Regions from separate parts of the Mus musculus genome. Here region 2 is linked to region 1. The links are chromatin loops, found by intact Hi-C in ENCODE. Cell type or tissue: heart. All regions are shown on one strand. Links, peaks and the distances in the headings refer to the core of each region. The heading gives the core; the rest is flanking DNA. Region 1 has its middle 170 kb from the start of Gm22448. Region 2 has its middle 8.6 kb from the start of Gm41469.

Evidence for each region. A loop is a pair of places that touch in the nucleus more often than their neighbours do. Peaks named below come from ENCODE experiments on the same cell type or tissue, not always from the same donor. Only the 100,000 strongest peaks of a DNase experiment are listed, where the experiment ranks them.
Region 2: it touches region 1 in a loop (6-fold over the local background); 4 of 42 quality-filtered maps call a loop at or near these places.

What each region holds. Positions count from the first base shown.
Region 1 is chr16:66,082,364-66,092,645 of GRCm38, reverse strand. No RefSeq gene overlaps it. Among named protein-coding and RNA genes, the nearest start is that of Gm22448, 170 kb to the left of the region's middle. In heart, for the core only: a CTCF peak has its summit at 5,924 (motif pointing right); no DNase peak of the experiment used is centred there.
Region 2 is chr16:65,710,005-65,720,286 of GRCm38, reverse strand. No RefSeq gene overlaps it. Among named protein-coding and RNA genes, the nearest start is that of Gm41469, 8.6 kb to the left of the region's middle. In heart, for the core only: a CTCF peak has its summit at 4,461; no DNase peak of the experiment used is centred there.

The DNA of each region.
Region 1 (10,282 bases), core at 1,474-9,473:
AAAGATTGTTATTTTCTCTTATTTTTTCCCCATATCAAACCTGCTCCTCTGTACCCTAAAGACAGATATGATCTCTGGTAGTCTAGTGAGAAAAATGGAAAATATCATTCCCGATGTAAAGAAAGAGATAAAAGAGATTTAAAAATATAAAACTTTTCTTTCTCAATGATGGATGTTCCAATATTCTCTCTACCTAATGAGTGGTTGAGAATAAAAGACTGAAAGGTGAATGAGGTCACTCAAAGAATGGAATCAAGCATCTGCTTTCTTTGTTTTGTTTTAATTTTTGAGATTGTAACTTAATTGTAGCATTCTTCTGTTTCCATTTCCTCCCACTAAACACTCTTGCTGTTCTTTTTCAACTCTGTTTTCTCTGCTTTCCTTAATTGTTACTCTCTGTGTGTGTGTGTGTGTGTGTGTGTGTGTGTGTGTGTGTGTATACAATGTATAGGTACATGCATATATTCCTACATATACATATGTGGACCTAATGAACTTTGCTCATCTGGCTTGCACTTTTAAAAGTGCATTTATTTACCATCCAATTTCAGTGGCCGCTTTCCTCCTAGTATCTTCTCAGTCCTATCCTTTTCCATTCAACTCTTCCCTTCTCCTTTAGGAAGGGGGAGCCCCAGTTTAAGTGTTAGCCACCTACACTACCCCCTCTCCCAACCTCATATCAATTTGCTACAGTACTAGGTGTATCCTCTCCCACTGAGGCCAGAGCATTTATAGTAATGGGATCCACAGGGAGGCAGGCAGGCAGGTCACAGACTCAGAAACAGCCCCTGCTCCAGTTGTTTGGGGACACATATGAAGACAAGCTCGCTCATCTGTTACATATGTGCAGGGTAAGAGGATCAGCCTATGCTTGCCCCTTTTGTTGGTGATTTAGGTTATGGGAACCACCAAGTGTCCAGGTTAATTGACTCTAGCTTCTTGTGGAGTCCCTGTCCTCTTCAAGTCTTTCTCCCAATACTTGGATTAGACTTCTCAAGCTCCATCTAATGTTTGGCTATGGGTCTCTGCATTTCTTTCCATGAGCTGCTGGGTGGAACCTCTCAGAGGACAGTTATGCTAGGTTCTCATCTAGAAGCATAACAGAGTATGATTAATGGTGTCAGGGATTGGTTCGTACCCATAGAATCGGTCCCAATTTGGGACAGTTATTGATTGACTAAATGATCAGTCCCTACTTTTTGTCCCTGCACCTCTTGTAGGCAAGGCACATTTTGGTTTGAAGGTTTTGTGGGTTGGTTACTGTTTTTATCCCTCCATCAGGAGTCCTGTCTGGCTAGAGGAAGTGAACACATCTAGATCCATATCCCCCACTGTTAGGAGTCTCTGCTTTATTTGCCCCCATATGCCCAAAATTCAAGGGGCAACATATGCTGGTGAGGTTGTGGAGCAAGAGGAACACTCATTCATTGCTGGTGGGAGTGCAAACTTGTACATCTACTCCAGAAATCAGTTTGGCACTTTAAAAAAATGGAGATAGTTCTACCTCAATAACTATCCACTCTTGGGCATATACCCAAAAGATGTTCCACCATCCCACAAGGACATTTTCTCAACTATGTTCATAGCAGCTTTATTCATAATAGCCAAAACCTGGAAACAACCCAGATGTGCCTCAACTGAAGAATGGATAAAGAAAATGTAGTTCATTTACACAATGGAATACTACCCAGCCATTAAAAACAAGGACATCATGGATTTCACAGGCAAATGAATAGAACTACAAAATATCATACTGAGTGAGGTAACCCAGACCCAAAATGACATGTATGCTATATTCTCAGTTATAAGTGGATATTAGCCATTAAGTACAAGATAGATACAGTATAATCCACAGACCCAAAGAAGACAAATGACAAGGAAAGCCCAAGGGAGAATGGTGAGGGACAAGTGAAATTAGCTATGTGGGGATGCAATCTTTAGGACATGCCAGATACCTGAGATGAATAAAGGCATAATCTTTAATTAATTAATTAATTAATTAATTAATTAACTTTACATCACGATCACAATGCCTGTTCTCTCCTCTCCTCCCAGGTGGTCCCTCTCATATCCCCTCCCTCCATCCCTATTCTGTTTCTTTTCAGAAAAGCGGATGGTTTCCATGGATATCAACCCACCTTGCCATATGAAGTGTCTGCTTCTATTTTTCACACTGTCTTGCAAACTTGGTTGAACACTGTTCTCAATCTGAATTCTGTTGAGTAGTTACTGCCCTGTACTTGTGTGGCATTACTATGTACACTCTCGTATTCATTGTATACTTTCTATAGTTCTCCTTTTGAATCTTTCTTCAGCCCTACTAGAACCTTCTGGGAACATAGCAACTTCACATGGCCATTCTCTCATAGCATAGTACTCAAGGAGAGAACCAGTTGCCTTATCCCTATCAAATTAGATTTATCTTCAATGTAGACAGCATCCTTTCCATGAGACACCCTCAGATCCTACTTCACTCTCTCATTAGGCATGTATAGTTTAATGTAGGAGTCGTATATTACCATAGTCTTATTTTTTAGTTCATTTTATGGAATGCTTCCCTTGCTGACTTCCTGTCTTCCTATTGTAAATTACAAATTCTATCAGATTTTGTTGAACTTTTGCTTATTTACTTACATTACCTAAGGCAGAAAGCACTTTTTTTGTTTTACTGCAGCCTGAACATTTATTTGGGGGATACCAGAATAGTATTTCAAATTCAATTTGTGTAAATCCAGCTCCCCACACTATTGTCAAACTTAGTTTCTTCTCAAAATCCATCTCTGTCAGTACCATCAAGTCTGTTGCAATCACAGGTAGCCTCTGACTTTTTGTTTTTCTCCAGGGAAAATGAACACTGATTGTGTTTCCAGGATACACAATCTTGGATTTCTATGTGTTACTTTTAAAAGAAAACAGTAGAGTGTAATGTAACATTGTTTACATTCACGTAGCCAAGATCTAGGGCAGTCATGGAGGCTTATCAAATCACCTTCAGCTTCTTATTTAAACCAACACTCACCCACCACCTCTTCACAACATAGTTAAATGTCTCTCTTTGAAAAACTAATAACTTAATAAGACCCTGAGTAGTGCAAAAAATAAAGACTATGTTCTTTCTGTTTGGATTGTCATAAAATTAGAATCATGTCAGGGGCAATTTAGTGTTCTTGCATATTCTCTTGGTATTGTGTTTATGAAACTGACTCCCACCCTTATTGACAACACTCAAATTTCATTTTTAGTATTTTAATAAGTCTATGCTTTATGGGGAGAGTATTCAACTTTATCTTACAAGAAATATTTGTCAGTAATGTCTCTTTTCTAATAATAATTTTCTTAGCAACACTAACATGCAGATTTATCAGTTAACGCTATACAGGTTACAGACTACATTTGAAGATTAAATTCAAGGGAAGACAAAATGGATAACAGACTTGTTAAAACTGCTCAACACCATACTATCATGGAAAGGCCAATCAAAACCATAATGTGTTACCATGTCATCTCAGTGAGAATGACTCATATTCAAATGTATTTAAAGATTCAAATGCTGACAAGGCTGTGCAGAATGGGGCATATTTGGCCACTGTTTCTCAGGATAGTGATTATTACAAAAGTTATGGTAGTTTCTCAAGATATTAAAATATAGATAGTTTCTTTCACTGAAAAAAATCATACAATATATCCTCAACATATACTCCAACAAATTTTTCCCTACCTCCCTGCCCATCCAGGTCTACGCCTTTTGTTTTTCATATTCCCATTCAGGAATCCCATAAAGACACTAAACTGAGAGCTATAATACATACCTAAAGCATCTGTAAATTTTACGGGGGTGGAGAATAAACAAATAAATGAATAATAAATAAGAAAGAAAGAAAGAAAGAAAGAAAGAAAGAAAGAAAGAAGGAAGGAAAGAAAGAGAGAGAGAGAGAGAGAGAGAGAGAGAGAGAGAGAAAGGAGGGAGGGAGGGAGGAAGGGAGGGAGGAGGGAGGGAGGGAGGGAGGGAGGGAGGGAGGGAGGGAGGGAGGGAAGAACAAAGGAAGGAAGGAGGGAAGGAAGTAAGGAAGGAAGGAAGGAAGGAAGGAAGAAAGGAAGGAAAAAAAGAAAGATCCCAACATGATATTATGAGAAAAAGAACCTTCAAGGATGCTGATAAGTTTGGTTTCTTCTGATCGTTTCTGTCTGAGCATGGGACCTACCTTAAGAGTAATTTGTTTGTCAATTAAGATATTATTGGAACAGACATTTTTTTGTAATTTTCTTTGTTAATTTCTAAATTCTAATTACTTTCTATATTAAACTAAATTTTTATTTGAAAGAAGTTATCAATTACAAATAGCTTCTGTTTTGGGGAATGTCTGTATATGTCTTCTTTCAGTTCTGGGACCCCACTGATGCAGACCCGTGCAGGCCCTGTGTATGCTGTTTCAATCTTTGTGAGTTCATATGGGTCTTGGTCCTGGTGTGTTTAGAAGGCTTGTTTCCTTGGTGTCTTCCCTCTCTTCTGGCTCTTATACTCTTTCTTTCTTCTCTACTTACTACAGTGTCTTCTGAGGGGAGGGACTAGATGCAGACCTCCCCTTTAGTGCTGGGTGTTACAAAGTCTCCCACTCTCTACATAGTGTCTGACAGTGGGTCTAGGTACTTATCTGCTGCAGGAGCAAGCTTCTCTGGTGATGCCTGAGCAAGGTACGGATCTATGAGTAAAGAAATATGTTGTTTGGAGTCATTTTATTACTATGTTACTTTGGCGTATTAGTATTTTGTTTTCCCTTAGCTCTCTGAGCTAATTCTCTAGTTTCATGTTCTTGGATACTTTAGCAGTGGAAGCTATGGGTTTCATCTCATCAGTTTGGCTTCATATCCAATCAAAATTTCATTGTTTGGATGTTCATTTCTAAAAAGAAAGAAAAGGCGTGGAGTTAGATGGCAGGGAAGGGTAGGGAGGATCAGGTCGGAGTTTGGGAAGGGGAAGGCATTATCAGAATAAATTGTATGGAAAAATATTTTTCAACATAAAAAAAAACAGCAGTTGGAGCAGAGTAAGTATCTATCCATTGAAAGGGCTCTGAGAGACCCAGGGGAAGCCCATTCCTCTGAGAGTGTGTTTGCATGGAGAGTGTAATTGACATCACTGAAATATAACCTCAGGACCAGTAAGGAGAAAGGGAACTGGAGTGAAGAGACGAAAGAAAGAAAGAGAATTTATGGTACAAAGCAGGAGCATGAACTGGATGCCGAGGAAAGGGAAAGTGGTGAGATGAACAGGGTTCACAAAAGATGTAAGCATCACACGAAGACATATTAGCAAGCTGAATGTGAAACGTCACAGAATGCACCACCAAGAATGACATCACAAGTTAAAAAGGCACAGGGAAGTGTTATGAACAATACATGAGCAATGTAGCCTTGAGAACAAATAAATAAATAGAAGTAAAGGGACGAGATATCATCAATCTTAGGTATAGTTTATGGACTATTGAAAATAATAGCCAAAGAGGAATGGGAACTGTTCCAGTGTTCTCCTAAGATAATGGAAACAAAAAAATTGGAGTTTGCATATCACTCAAGGAGTAACACAGAAATGTATGGTTGGAATAGATGTCTCTGACGAAATGATTTTACTTCATAACTTAGCAAAGAAGCAAAGGTTTAGAAAAACTGATGTCGCTGTTCCAAGTTTAAGAGTATAGAAGTTTCCATAGTGTAAACAGTAAAAGAAACACTGTTGCTTTAGCAATGATGTTAACAGCATATTTGTAAACTTTTTACATTCTAAATTTCCATTTCAAAATGTTTTAAAACATCTTTACTTCACATTTGCTTGTTAAAAGCAAAATTATGCTGCTTGTATACATATATTTTAAGTGGAAGCTTATTATTATAGTAGAAATGTACAAATCATTCCAGATCCTTCCACTAGATGTCACTCAAGATAAGGTTTCGCCCTGGAGCAGTCCCCACAACCCTTATCATTTAAGTAAATGAATTTAGTTTAATTTACTGCTCATTTTATTTCTGAGAGATGTCAAGCTTATGTGGCTTAGACCCTTCACCCCTATGTTCTAGTATTTTGGCATAAGATAGATGCTACTCTGCAGGCTACATGTAGAAAGAGAAACCTAGATACCCACCCACACACAAAGCCTTTGACCTGCAATCTGTCCTGCCTTCAAGAAGTGGTCAGGCAAGGGAGGCTCAAATCTTTGTGAAGTAGCCAACCAGTGTTTGATATAACTTGAGGCTGAATGTCCAAGAGGTAGTCCATCCCAGACACTGCCTGGTTAGGCAAAGAACCTTAGACTTGATAGCTCAGAGACCTAGGGTAGAACTGAAGCTGGCTGCCCACCTCCCTCAAAAAAAAAAAAAAAAATCAATGACATGATTCTGCTGGACTCATAGATTTGTTCCTTGTCGAGTCATCATCAGAGAGGCTTCCTCCAGCAGCAGAGAATCACCGGGCCAGACATTATGAAGAGAGAATCTAAATTGGAGGTCTCCATTGAGTTGTTCCCCTAGGAGGTCAGGGAACTACCCCTGCCCCCCTCCCATAAGAGGGGGAAGAAAGATTGTGGGAGTCAGAGAGGTTGGAGGATACAGAACATGGCCCACTAAACTAACTAAGCAGAGCTCATATGGGCTCATACGACTGAAATGGCAAGCACTGGCCGCATGGGTCTGCACCAGGTTCTCTGCATATATGTTATGGCTCTTAGCTTGGTGGTTTTGTGAAACTCCTGAGAATGGGACCAGGTGTACTTCTGACCATTTTTGCTGCTATTAGGATTTTTCCTTCTATTAGGAAAAAAGAAGAAATGAAAGGAAGGAGAGAAAGGAGGAGGGAAGGAAGGAAGGAAGGAAGGAAGGAAGGAAGGAAGGAAGGAAGAAGGAAAAAAACAGAGTATCTTTATTTTTTTCCATAAGGTAATGAAATTAATAAAAGTATGTTTTTAAAATGTCAGTTGTTCCCTGCTCATGGTCAATGTGATTTCAAATGTTCTATGTTAATTAATCCACACATTTACAGAGAGAAACGCTGGAATATAATTTGTAAAATTATAATATAAAATTAGTTTATATTTATATATTACATTTACTTCATATATCATCTCTTTGAATGGTAGGAAACCTAGACTTTGTGGTTCCAAGGGCTGGAGTGCTATTAGCACTCACATTGTTTCACAACTACCTGGAATTTCATTTCTGGCCTTTGTGGGCAGCAAACATATATGGTGCATACACATATATGAATGTCTCATTCATACTGTAAGAACAAATAAATTTTATATCTATAATACATATATTAAAACAAAGATTCTCTGATTAAGGTTGCCAGCAGCATGAGTCTGTGTGTACAAAGGTAAATATTTAAATGGAAGTCTGTCAGCATGATCATTTATAAAAATACCAATAGTCTTTCTCCATGAAGAACTATTATTTTCCCAGTCATAGGCTTTTGTCCAGGTTTATAGTACCAGAGATAAAACCCCTACTGTGGACCAAGCCTCCAATTCAATTTGAAAGCAGTTGGTTACTTTCTAACAGTCATGCTGCTACTGAAGAGCTGGATCTACCTTGTCTGTAATTTCTGTATTGTAGAATATAGGGTTCAGTGTTGTACTCTGCATAGCATCCTCCAGGCTTACTAAAACTGTCAGCCAGGTAGACAGTTTCCCGGTTGTTCTAGATTGTTTCTCTATGTCTCGTGGTCAATGTGTCTTACCACCTAATTGTGTTGAGCAGCTAAGAACAATAGCACTAACCTGGGCTATTTTGGGTGTCTGTGGGACTTTTCTAAATAATAAGCAACTATAAGAATTACATGCCAAGACTATAATTTTCTTTAATAACCTATGTCTTCTGACACTGCCCACCCATGCAAGATACCTCCATTGAAACCATTTATCATTTTAGACCAAGTTTCATTGTGGAGATCTAGCTGTCCTGGGTCTTGTCATGTAAACGATGCTGTCCCCAAAAATCAAAGGAAATACCAAATGTTGGGATTCTGGGATAATAGACATACATTAACCCCTCTTTTTTTTTTTTCCTTTCAATTATATTTTGTAATTGCCTTGCTAACTAGTGGATTTCCATAGTGAATCTCTTTGGTTTTGTTTACTTTGTATATGCTTTTCTCTCCCCCCTTCTCCCTTACTTCAATCCTGCTTAAACTTTTATTTTAGTTTGGTACACTTTACTTGCTTGATATAACGTGGTCCTGCCCCTCCACTTACATTTTTCAATTTGGCTGTGAGATAAAAGGCTTCCACATCTTTTTGTTGAACACCCATTTATTAGATTAACCTTCCCTCTACACCCTGACTTTACACATTCCTCCTACTTTGCTAAAGCCTTCCCAAACCCAGGGGTCTCCCTCTCCACTTTTAGTTTACTTCCAATCTTCTACCTGCTTTTTGCTTTTACCTTGCTTTTGTTAGATTTCTTTGTGTTGTTAAAGCAAAGAGAAAAAAAAAAAACAGCTAATGCAAGAGCATATTAAAGTTTGATTGATTGAAACACTAAAAGTCTTGATGTCGAAGCATTCTACTATATTTTAAGTGAAACAGAGCAGCTTAGTTTTCTTGCTTCATTATATATTTAAAGATTTACTTTTGCTACATTGGATTTAAATCAGTATTTTCAGGGTTTTCCTGTGGTTTATTGCATGGAGAAATACAATCCTTTGGGGTTTAAATTAAAACCTGTGAATTAACTTGAGACACTGAAAGCCCTGGGGAGGAGCAATACTTCCTCATTGTTCAGAGCCCTCTCCTGAAATTGGTCTGTTTTCTCTGTTTCCACAGAATGATACACTGCTGAAGTTAATAACTCAAATGTTTGACTAACGTCTGTCAAGGCCAGGTAAACCTGACCTCCCATCTTGGCCTATTGGGATCTTCAAAGATCTAAGTTGTAGCTGTAAATGGCCTTGGTAGAGGCAATTTGAGCAACATCACTCAAAACTTTGTCTTGACAACAAATGGTAGGTGATGAGAAATAATGCATTACCTAACTAAGTCACTCCCCCTCATTTATTATCGATGCATTCCTCTATATGACTCTTCACAAGTGTATAAGCAACCAAAACACATAAGACAGGAGGGAAACAAGCATATTAATGATAAAGAAATTGGTTATACTCAGTATGATGAAACTTAAGGCAGAGGAAAGAGGATGTGAAAATGAATATATATGTAGAAGTGAGATAATCTAGTGTATAAGACACTAGTACTTACCCTCTCAGATAATGAAACTAGTAACACATGCCCATAAATGGCAGCTGTAGAATTACAATCTGAAAATTTAAAAGTGAGTTTCTCCTTACTCCATGGAACTAGCACACAGTCAGTACACATGAAGGATTTTTATTTAGTCCTTGTGTTTCCAGAACAGAACTCAGCATTTACTATGGATAAAATAGCTCATTAAACACATTTCCTTTACAAGTATGTACATATGATTATATATATACACTGTGATGTGTATGTGTTTCTGTTTGTGAGGACATTAGTGGGATAGTGGAGGTCAGAGGGCAGGCACCCTCAGATGCTGTGCTTTTTCTGTTTCACATCTTGCCATGGTAAGAGTATACAAGTTAGATGGTATTGTGGCAGTTTTCCATGCTTCCTGGGCATCCATACTTAATCCCTCACATTTGCAATGTAAGTCTTTTCCCACTGAGTTACCTTCCAGCCATAAAATATATGGAACCAGAGGTGGATTACAACCCCTGTAGGAAGAAAAACAGTGTCAATTAACCCAGAACCCTCAGAGCTCCCAGAAAGTAAGCCACCAATCGAGAACAACACATGGGTTGGTTCTTGCCCCCTGGCACATGGGTAGAAGAGGACTGGCTTGTCTGGCCTCAGTGGCAGAGGAAGCACTTAATACTGTGGAAACTGGATAACCCAAGGAAGAGGGATGCCAGCAGAAGTGAGGTGGGGTGGGTGGGCAGGTGGAGGAGCACCCTCTCAGAGGTGGGGTGGGAGGAAGGGGAGAGGATAATGAACTCTGGGAAGGGGGACCAGGAAAGGGGGCAACTTGTGGAATGTAAATAGTTAAAATAACAAAGTGGGATCCATCTCAAGGGAAGGTCCCAAGACCTGACTCTATTACTGAGGCAATGGAGAGCTCAAAAGAAGGGACCTAACATTACTGCCCTCAGAAACACCCAACAAGTAGCTGAAAGAGTCAGATGCAGATATTTGCACACAACCAATGAACAGAAGCTGCTAACCCCTGTGGTTAAATTAGGGGAGGCTGAAAGAAGCTGAGA
Region 2 (10,282 bases), core at 1,018-9,017, 370 kb after region 1:
TTGCTTGTTTGTCTGAACTTTGCTGAAGCAGGATTTGAAGAGATGAATGTTCAGGGATAAAATACAATGACAGTGAACTGGAAGAGAAGAAAATTTTCAAACACAAAGTGGAGTATTTGAACTTCCAGAAACCTCAGCACAGAGGAAACCTAGAGAAAACTGGTCATTTTGTTAAATTCTGTATGACAATTTATAATAAGTAAACTCCGCAATGGTGGCTACCTATTCTTTGAGATGATTCCCTAACCTCTAAAATAATTACCCCTATCAGGTATTATTCTAATGGTTCCCCCTTTTATTCTCTGAATTTGTGGAATAAAGTTTCTATCATTACATACTGAGAATAAGTAGCCGTGAAAGGCTGGAGGAAATTGTGGGGTAATAAAGAGATGGCCAGAGTCCTCAGGGAGAAGCCCACCAAAACCAAAGTCTTTGATCAGAGAGCTGACAAATAATGAGGCAAGCATGGAAGCAGGATCCCTCAGAAGGAGACGGGAAGGATGCATATTCTTATTATCTGCAGTATGATCAGGATCCAAGCCATTCACACAGAAATCACAGAAAATTCTGTTCCACAAGCAGCTGGAAAGTATGGTAGACAGACAGCATGTAGGGTGTGGCTCTTCACCCTTCCCTTGGTGCTTTGGGGGATGACTACATCTCAAGGTTCATAAATGATGCTTGAAGCTTTCATCCTCAAGTATGTTTGAGTTCACCTGAACCCTTTACCAAAAGTTAAGACCTATGGGAAACTTCCAATTTCTACATTACACTCAAGGCCTGCTCGAATTTAGCAAAAACCTCCTGGAGAGGTACAATGTATTTTTATCTGAAGTTACCACGTTCTTGTTGCTTTTATGAGCCAGAAACTCTGTTTTAAAAGGAGCAAACAATCTGTAAGTTGTCCAGCATTAGGGTGACTACAGAAGTCCAACCTTGTGATAAGGCATACACTATTAAATTGCTGCACTTCTTTACTCTGCTTATATCTGTTTCCTCCCTTTATAGACCCCAAGAACAAGATACACTTAAATTTACCATGAATGACAGTTTTACTAGACTCATAGGATAATTTTGGCACGAATTAATATTTTCTTTCCTTCTCGTAGAGAGATATATGGTTTTTCTAATAGAAATGGTGTCGTATTTTTTTAAGACAGTGGTTTAAAAAATACACAAAACCACAATACAAAATCAAACAAAACATAGCCAGCTGCCTTTGCAAAAATGACAGTCATGGCTGAGTGGAAGGCACAGATGTTTGGGACCCAAGGGCAGCAGGCCAAAGGTCAGGGATAGAGGTCTATTTTTGAACAAACATGGAGCAATCGAGGTGGAGAAACACTGGCTACAGGACAGGCTTTCCATATAATCTGAACTTAACCTTTAGGCCTCTGTCAGGCCCGAGAACACATGCATTTGTTCTGCTCATGGTGAGTACCTTCCTCACTGACACCTGCTTTCCTCCTCCACCAACCTTTCTTTCCCTTCTCTCCATTCTCTCCTGGAATATTCCATGTTCTCATTAACAGCATCTTTCATTACCACCTGTTCAGTTGGCTTCTTAGCTGATTATCCACAAGATACTTTGCCTCCTAGACGAAAGAGTCATTTTCTTAAGTTAGCAATACTGAAAAGACAAACTTCAATAGAAATGAATCCAGATCTAAATATTTTTTTACAGAGAACTAAAGCATTTCAAAGCATTCTGCAGTCATGTCTATATTATATTTTGTTGCTATTCTGTACTTAGATTTTTGAACCTGGCATGTGTTTGATAAACATGTGTTTGATAGAGAGCCAACACATGCTAAAAGCCATCAGTAAAGGCTCTGGGGTCAGACAAATTTACCTGTGAGAATGTTAGAGTACTAAGTCATTGAATTCTTGATTCTTTACCTACATTCAGAATATATGGCCAATATATTAAACAAAATAAAAATTTGATGAAGTCAATGACTTTATAATGTCAGTGAAGTGCACAGGTTAATTTTAATTCATGGTATTCCTAAAACATGAAGGAAAAATGACATAGGAAAGTCTCATTGGATAGATAATCCGTGACATGTTCCCTTGTATCCTGGTATCCTGACCCACTTTGTTATAGTTCTAAGCACATTTTTAAAATGCCTTTTTTTAGTGCAGTAGATAGAAGCTAGTGTCTTGAATATACTAGGGAAGCACCCTACAACTGGGCTACCACCCCAACCCTAGAATAGTCAACCATATGTAAATTACTGCTTGTAGTGTTTTTCTAAGTTGCTTTTTAACTTTTCACATTACAGTCAATTTCTCCAAATTGATACCATATTATGTTCTATATGATTTGATGCTTTTGTTAATTTATTCAATATTCTTAGTATGTGAACAGATTTTTTTCTAAGTATTATCACTTTAAAAATACTTGGGACCTTTGGGATAGCATTGAAAATGTAAACGAGGAAAATACCTAATTAAAAAAACAAAAAAAAAACAAAAAACGAAAAAAAAGATGAAAACACTGTTAAACTGAGGGGGAAAACTCTTAGATGTTATTTAGTTAATATGAACCATTATTTGCTAAGATACTAAGTTAAAAAAAAACTATTTCTTTTGATTCCATGTGCAAATTTAATGAAGAACAGAAGACATGACAAGGACCTCCAGAATAGCAACTACAAAGCAAAGGGCAGCCATAAGTCTCATGAGCTAATGAAAATATCAGCACTCCAATAAGCACCTTGAGGCTGCATGAGGTAGTGACACAAGCAAAGCTCAGATGTTCATGGTTCTGCGTGCTGGGGGATTACTTCCATTGATTCACAATTAGGATTAAAAAGTAATTCAGAAAGTACTACACAAATACTAAAAATTGAGCTCTCGGCTCTATCTGCTTTGAAAAGATGAGTTGTAAGTAGTCAGGAGAAGCTCTGTTAAGAGCTACACAAGTTGTCGAAAGATGTGAGGAGAGAGATGTGACCGTGGGTAGGCATGAAGGTCTGTATTCCGTACCACTCTTTGGGAGGCCATCTACCTATCCTTCCCAGTTCTTCCTGGCACTGCAGTTTACTGCCTTCCTAAGGGAACCGGGTAGAAGTACATCATTCTGGCTTTCAGATAAAAGAAGATGTATTGAAGAAAGCAGGAAAGAAAATGTTGCCTATCTCATTTGTACCCCACCACCACACAGATTAGAGAGATATATTCTTCTATTTTAGAGAATGAAAATAAATGAAGACAGAATACCTTATTCCATCTCCACTGTGAGGATGTTAAAGAATTACAAGAGTGGGCATAATATTCAAAAACATGGATTCTGGAACGTTAGCCTAAAGTCATTGGAGTGTCTTCAATATTTATCTTCCAATCTCGGGCAACATAACAAGGTTCAAGTGTCCAGTCTCTGAAAGAAGAGAATAAAAGTCAATATAGACAGTTGTCTTCAGGATAAATGTTAGGCCCCCTTAACACCAAGCAACCAAAGACCCCATTTTTCAGACCAGGGCTCAATAGTTACAAAAATTGCCTCAAAATCAGGCAGATAGCTGCATAATGATGGGAACAACTTCAGATTTGATCGAAGATATTGCTAGTTTCACAGTGTGACTGAGGCACTGGACTCCTTGACCATGAAGGCGGGATCCCAAGAGTCAGAGTTGATCCAGGTGATCATCGGTTATAGTAGCCAAGAGGTTGTCTCCATTCCCTTCCTCCAACATTGGAAAGTACTGATGTAGCCTGTAGATATGGCACCAAGTAGAGACTTGTCCTTTGGTTTGGTTCTATATTACTGCCATCTATGCTGTGAGCCTCAGTGTACCCATGAGACTGTGCAAATCTGTGCCACACAAATGTAACACAGCTTAATGTTCACATTAGCAACAAGCAGTTTTGATCACCATCATTACCCCAACTTTGGACAATGTAATATGAAGCCAGGCTCTTTTCTCTAGGTGGTGACACATAGAAGCTAGGACAGATTTCTCTCTCTCTCTCTCTCTCTCTCTCTCTCTCTCTCTCTCTCTCTCTCTCTCTCTCTCCTCTCTCTCTCTCTCTCTCTCTCTGAAATGCAAAATGTGAGTGAAGAAACACTGCATGTTCAGCCCAGCACTCTCCAGTAGAAACCCCAGGACAGCTGCAATGCCAGACAGACACTCATGACACCATTTTATAAAATGTCTAGTCCCGTATCATTGATCTAGGATTGCTAGCAATGGTCTTGGGCAGAAGGCAACCATGGGTTCTACCCTAGTGTGGTGCAAGTCTGTGAATTCAGGGTGGGACATGGCTTAGCCACATTAGTGGCTATATCATAGCTCCAATGAGACTTTCAAGGAAAGTTTACCCATTTAGGAGTTCTAGGAGCTAAGATAAAGTAATACATCTGGTGTGGATTTAGGAGATACCTGGGGTTGCATCTCTAGTGCTGGAAGAGTGTTAGCCCTTCTGCCAATTTCACTGCAAATCTGAACTTATATCTCCCTCTAGTGATGAAAAGAAAGAAGCAACAACACAACCAGAAAATTGGTGAATCCTATAGAATTCCATTAAAGATGGAGTAATAGATCCAGACTATGAATACTAGAATAAATATTTTCCAAAAGTATTTAAAAAAAAGAGCTTCAAGATCTTTCAGGAAATGATTACCTCAGTTAAGTATTAAAAGAAACTGTCAGACTCAAACAAAGGATATCAAATGTGAGCAAAACATCAGAGACCCTAATGTGGCTGCCCAAGGAAACACAGTGGGAATCAAGAATACATTAGTGATTTCAATAATTATATCAAATAATTTTAATTGATAAATAGTAAAGGAATGTGAAAATCAAACAGAAATCCTTGATCTAAAAAGCACACCTAGCAGATTTTAAAATGCAATAGAAGGCTTCATTAGTTGGATGGGTCAAATTCAAGTGACTTGGTGTGCTCAAAGACAGGCCACTGGGAAATGTATAGGTGGAGGGTAAGAAAGGACCAAGGGTGAAAATAAGGCTTATGAGAACAATGGGGAAGCATTAGAAGAGCTAAATGTGAGTTACTGGGGCTTCAACAATGGGATCTGAGATTGAAAAAAAAGTACAATGCTCACTCTAAGAACTAGCAATAGAACCCTTCCGAAGCTGTTTGCACATATCCAGACATAGGAATGTCAGCAGTCAGCAGTCCAGCTTAACTTAATCAGGCCTATTCCAAGATACCCTGTAAGTGGCTCGCCAAAGGTGAAAGACAACAATAAAAAATGAGGCTCAAGGCAACAATAAAACAGAAGTAACAAACACAGCATGCGTCCTACTCTTCTGCAAAGGCTGCTTTTCAGCAAAGATCTTGCAGCCAGAAGGTAGTTTGAGGTTTTCACAGTTCATAAGGAAAAAAATCATGAAACAACAATGTTTTACCCAACCAAGCTATTCTTGAGAAGCAAGGAAAAGATGAAGTCATTGCTTAACAAAGACTGAGAGACTAGGCCATTTTCTGAAGTTCAAAAAGGCTTTTTTTTCCCAACAGAAGTAGAGATGCGATTCCCTAAAAAATAACAACCATAAAATTTTCTCATAAAAATTTTGAAAAGTGGAAATTATAAAACTCACTGGTAATACTATGTAGACAGCCAGAGTGCTCTAATATTATAGCTACACAGCATAAGTAATTCATTCTTTAACATGAAGATTAAAGGAAAAAATAGCAAACTAATTACTACATTAATAAACTAAAATCAGGCAACATAAAATTAAATTTGGAAACAAAAATTAAATGTAGGGAACATAGGCATTTTGGGGGAAAATTTGTGCGATTATAAGTAACCAGTTAAGGGTACTGAATCATATGATAAAGATGCTGTCATAGTATGTATATTCTTGGACCACTCTAGAGTTGAACCCAGATCTATCCTTTCTGAGTCTCTAGAGGTAGTATTAATATAGTTCCCCCAGAAATGAGGTGTTACATTTGTCATTGTAATTTTAATAGGGATAAAAAACTTATAATCCATATCTTGAGTACATCCCTGGTATGTCTGTTTTGTTTTAAACAAAATAATAGCACCAGGTTTTTAAAAGAAGCATGTTTATATCTGTGAAAAGGATGGGCCATATGAGTTAGCAAACTGAACTTTAAACTGATGGGAAACTGAACTACACCTGATAGTTCAAGAGCACTATCATCATTGCCCACATTCAGTAACACAGACTTCAATCTGGCAAGTCAATACCCTCAGAACTCGACTGCAGTTATTAACCACCTCAGCAGAGATAAAACTTCATCCTTTTACTTTGAAACTCTATCCAGTTTCTGACCATGTGTCATATTCTAAAATTCAGGGCACTCAATCATTGGACTATTCCAAAGGAAGTTATATCATCTGAATGTTTCTAAGATCTCAAACTAATAAGACCTGGTAAGCATGAGACAGCGTGTACTCAGTATGTGGATATTATATATGCATGAAAATTCTGAGCTACACTTTCAGATGTTTCTATGAATGCTACAGGATTAGGGTCACTGTGCCTTGACTCCTTATGATTCATTGTTTAATGAGCAGCTACTGATATAGAAGGCAATGTACCCTCTAGTGGGAATGTAGTGGGTCACCTAACAGGGGATTCGGATACCAGACATGATAATGGCAATTCAGAATCCACACTCTCTGGAATCTATGAATACAGATCGACATTACTTGTTAACATGGATTTTGCATATATAATTCAGGATTTCAAGTTGGGATATTAGGCTGGGTTATACAGTTAGGTATAGTCTAGTCTACAGATTGTTGAAAATGGAATCTGTCCCTCATTTCAAGGGAGGAAGATGTACATGCAGAAAAGGAATCAGAGAGATACAGCATGCCTGGGATCGAAGACAGGAAAAACAAGAGTTTACACAAGAAATGAAGTGAGGCCCAACTATTAACCAGCACAAATAAGACAATGAACTCGCAACCAAAGCTTCTAGAAGACATCTAGGTCTAAAATCAACTTCATTTTAGCTCAATAAAAGTCATGTAATGCTTTCAAAATAAAAATTATATTTTCAATATTTTCATTTTTGCCTTCACACATCTATAGAATTTATTACACAGTAAGAGAAAATGAATATTGGAACATGGTATTTTTTGAAGCTGGTATAGATAAATAAGCCATAAGTAGAGCATTTTCATTCTTGGGCCTAAAGACTCAACAGACTCTTATCTCATCCTAGAGATGTCCCACACCTCCTCACCCCCATCAGTTGCAGCTTTCCATTCATTTTTATGACTATCCAGCTGTCTCTCCTCTCTTGATCCTGAACACCTCACTCCCCTCACCACCCACCTCACTCCCAGTTCCCTCCCTCCATCTGTCTCTTATGACTATTCTATTCCCCCTTCTAAGTGAGATTTGAGCATCTGTGTTTGGGCCTTCCTTCTTTTTTAGCTTCTTTGGGTCTGTGAAGTGTAGTATAGTACCTGTATTTTATGGCTAATATCCACTTGTAAGTGAATACATACCATGCACTCCATGGGACTGAGTTACCTCACTCAAGATATTTTCAAGCTCGATCCTTCTGCCTGTAAAATTAATGATGTCTTTGTTTTTATTCGCTGAATAGTATTCCATTGTGTAGATGTACCACATTTTCTTTATCCATTCTTCAGTTGAAGGACATGTATGCTGTTTCCAGTTTCTGGCTATTACTAATAAAGCGTTTATGAACATAGCTGAGCAAGTGTCTTGTGAGCTTTGGGACATCTTTTGGCATACATGCTCAGTATAGCAGAGTTTTGAGGTAGAACTGTTTTCAATTTTCTGAGAAACCCTCAGAATCAATGAGGGTGACCTTACCTGTCACTCACAATATTGGGGATATGGAACCTGCAGAGGTCACCTCCTGTAGCCAGGCAGTACCTTTAATGAAGCAATAAAGATACCAACCCTCCAACAAAACTTTCAACCCAAATGCATCCCATCTACCAGAAATGAAGGCACAGGGGATGGAGCAGAGACTGAGGAAATGACCAACAAATAGATGGCCCAACTTGAGGCCCATGGCAGACTAACCACCAATCCCTGATACTATTAATAATATGCTGTTATGCTGGCAGACTTGAGCATATTCTCCTATAAGAGGCTCCACCCTCTCAGCAGCTAATTCAGACAGATACAGACCCCCACAGCCAAACAGTGGATGGATCTTTGTGACTCTGATGGAAGAATAGAAAGATGGATTGTGGGTCCCCAAATGGGTAGGAACTCCACAGAGTCAACTAACCTGGACCCTTGGGGCTCTCAGAGTCTGAACCACCAACCAAAGAGCATACATGACTGGACCTAGGCCTCCCTGCACATATGTAGCTGATGTTCAGCTTGTTCGTCATGTGGTTCCCTAACAATTGTATTGGTGGCTATCCCAAAAGCTGTTGCCTGTATGATGAGATGTGTTCCTCTAGCTGGGCTGCCTTGTCTGGTCTCAGGAAGAAAGGAAGTGCCTAGTTTCACAGAGACTTGGTGTTCCAGGGTGGAGAGATACAGGGGGTGGGGTGGGGTGGGAGGAATAACACACTCGGAGGAGAAGGGTGTGTGTGTGGGAAGGATTGTGAGAGAAGGCCACTGGGAGGGGGCAATGAGCAGGATCTAAAGCAAATGAGTAAAAAATTAAATTAAATTAATAAAAAAAGGCTTGATAGACTCAACAACGTTCTAAGTGTCAACAACAGAGAGGATAACTAATGAACTATTTGGGGACCATGAAGAAGGTGTGAGTCAATAGGCAGACTTCTGAAAGCTTTTCTGGTTTTATATTTTGTCTTATTAGAATGGGACTTTGATTACACCATTGACCATTACACAATTCGTCTGCTGACATTTTGAAAATCATCTCCCAGATATGTCCCTTGGCTGTGTTGGAGATCAAATATCTCACCTAGAATATGTGACTTGCATATGTGACCAGTCTGACCTTCAAAGAATTATCTGTTAGCTGATCCACCAAATGATAACATCCATAGTGCCCCAGTTTTAAATGAAGTAAAGCAAGGATTTATCAGTCTCCAAGGGCAGAAGAAATACATATATTATATACATACATAATACATATACATACATAATTTATATATATACATACATATGCATACACATACATACACACCCATATACACACACACACATATATACATATACTCTCTTCTTGCTTTGTTCCTTCCTGCTCAATCTGAATCTTACCTCCTGGTAAGTCCAAATTATTAATAATAGATGAAAGCATTCCACAGATTTACCCGTGCTCAGCACAAACCCCTGCTGAATGGAGAGGAGGTATCTTAAAAATCAAGTAGATGATGCAGTCAATTTGTAGAACATCTCTCAAATTCCTCCTATAATTGATGGAAAAAGTACCCAAAGTGTCAAAGTTATGAAAGTTAGGTCTCACGTCTCTCAAAGACAATCCTCATTGGAACTTATCCTATAGTACTACTGATCTCCCAGCATCGTCAGTTAAAGCTGATTTCTAATGTATCATTATTCAATCGATGGTATGTGATGTTGATATCGAACCCCTACCCATGAAGTGTAGGACTTCTTTACAACACACATATATTCTGGATTTAGATATACTTGCCTTCATCACAAAGCTTCTCGCAGTGACACTATTCTGTGCCTTGCTGACTACTGTAGTATCCAAATGCAATATTACATCTCTCTGAGAAACTTGATTTTTTTTCTGCAAAGCGCGTGAGGTGATTCAGCAGTTTCTCATGAGTCACATCACGTAGATATAACTTAAGCAAGTTGATACTATCTCTCCAAGTAGTTGTGGGGCTACTTGGAGAATTCTTTTAATGCTGGAATGCTGCCCTACAAGACACAATATAAGATTGCAGCATTACTTTGACTTATAAGCAAGAACTGGAACTCTTTCATTGAAAGCTATGAATAAATGGCTTAGCAACCAAGGATTGAAAAGATGATAGACAGGTCTCATGTATCTGGTACTGAATAAGATAATAAAATATTTTTCCACGTTTGCATATTCTTCAATGCTGATAGCTTACATACAAAAAAAAAAGGAAAAATGCTCACCAGGAAACATAATCATTTTCTAACTGAAACAGAACCACATGCTTTTACTGAATATATTCCATTTTACCACCTCTGCTGAATGTCTTTCCTTCCTTCATGTCCAAGGATACAGTTGTACCTGTATCTCTAAGCATATACATACATGCTTTGGTAACATAGGAATAAAACGTGTCTTACAAATGTGAATCTGGGGTGAAATTCTAGACCCAATCTTATTAGCAGAGCCCAGAAAGGAGTGGTTCAGAGACAAAGGC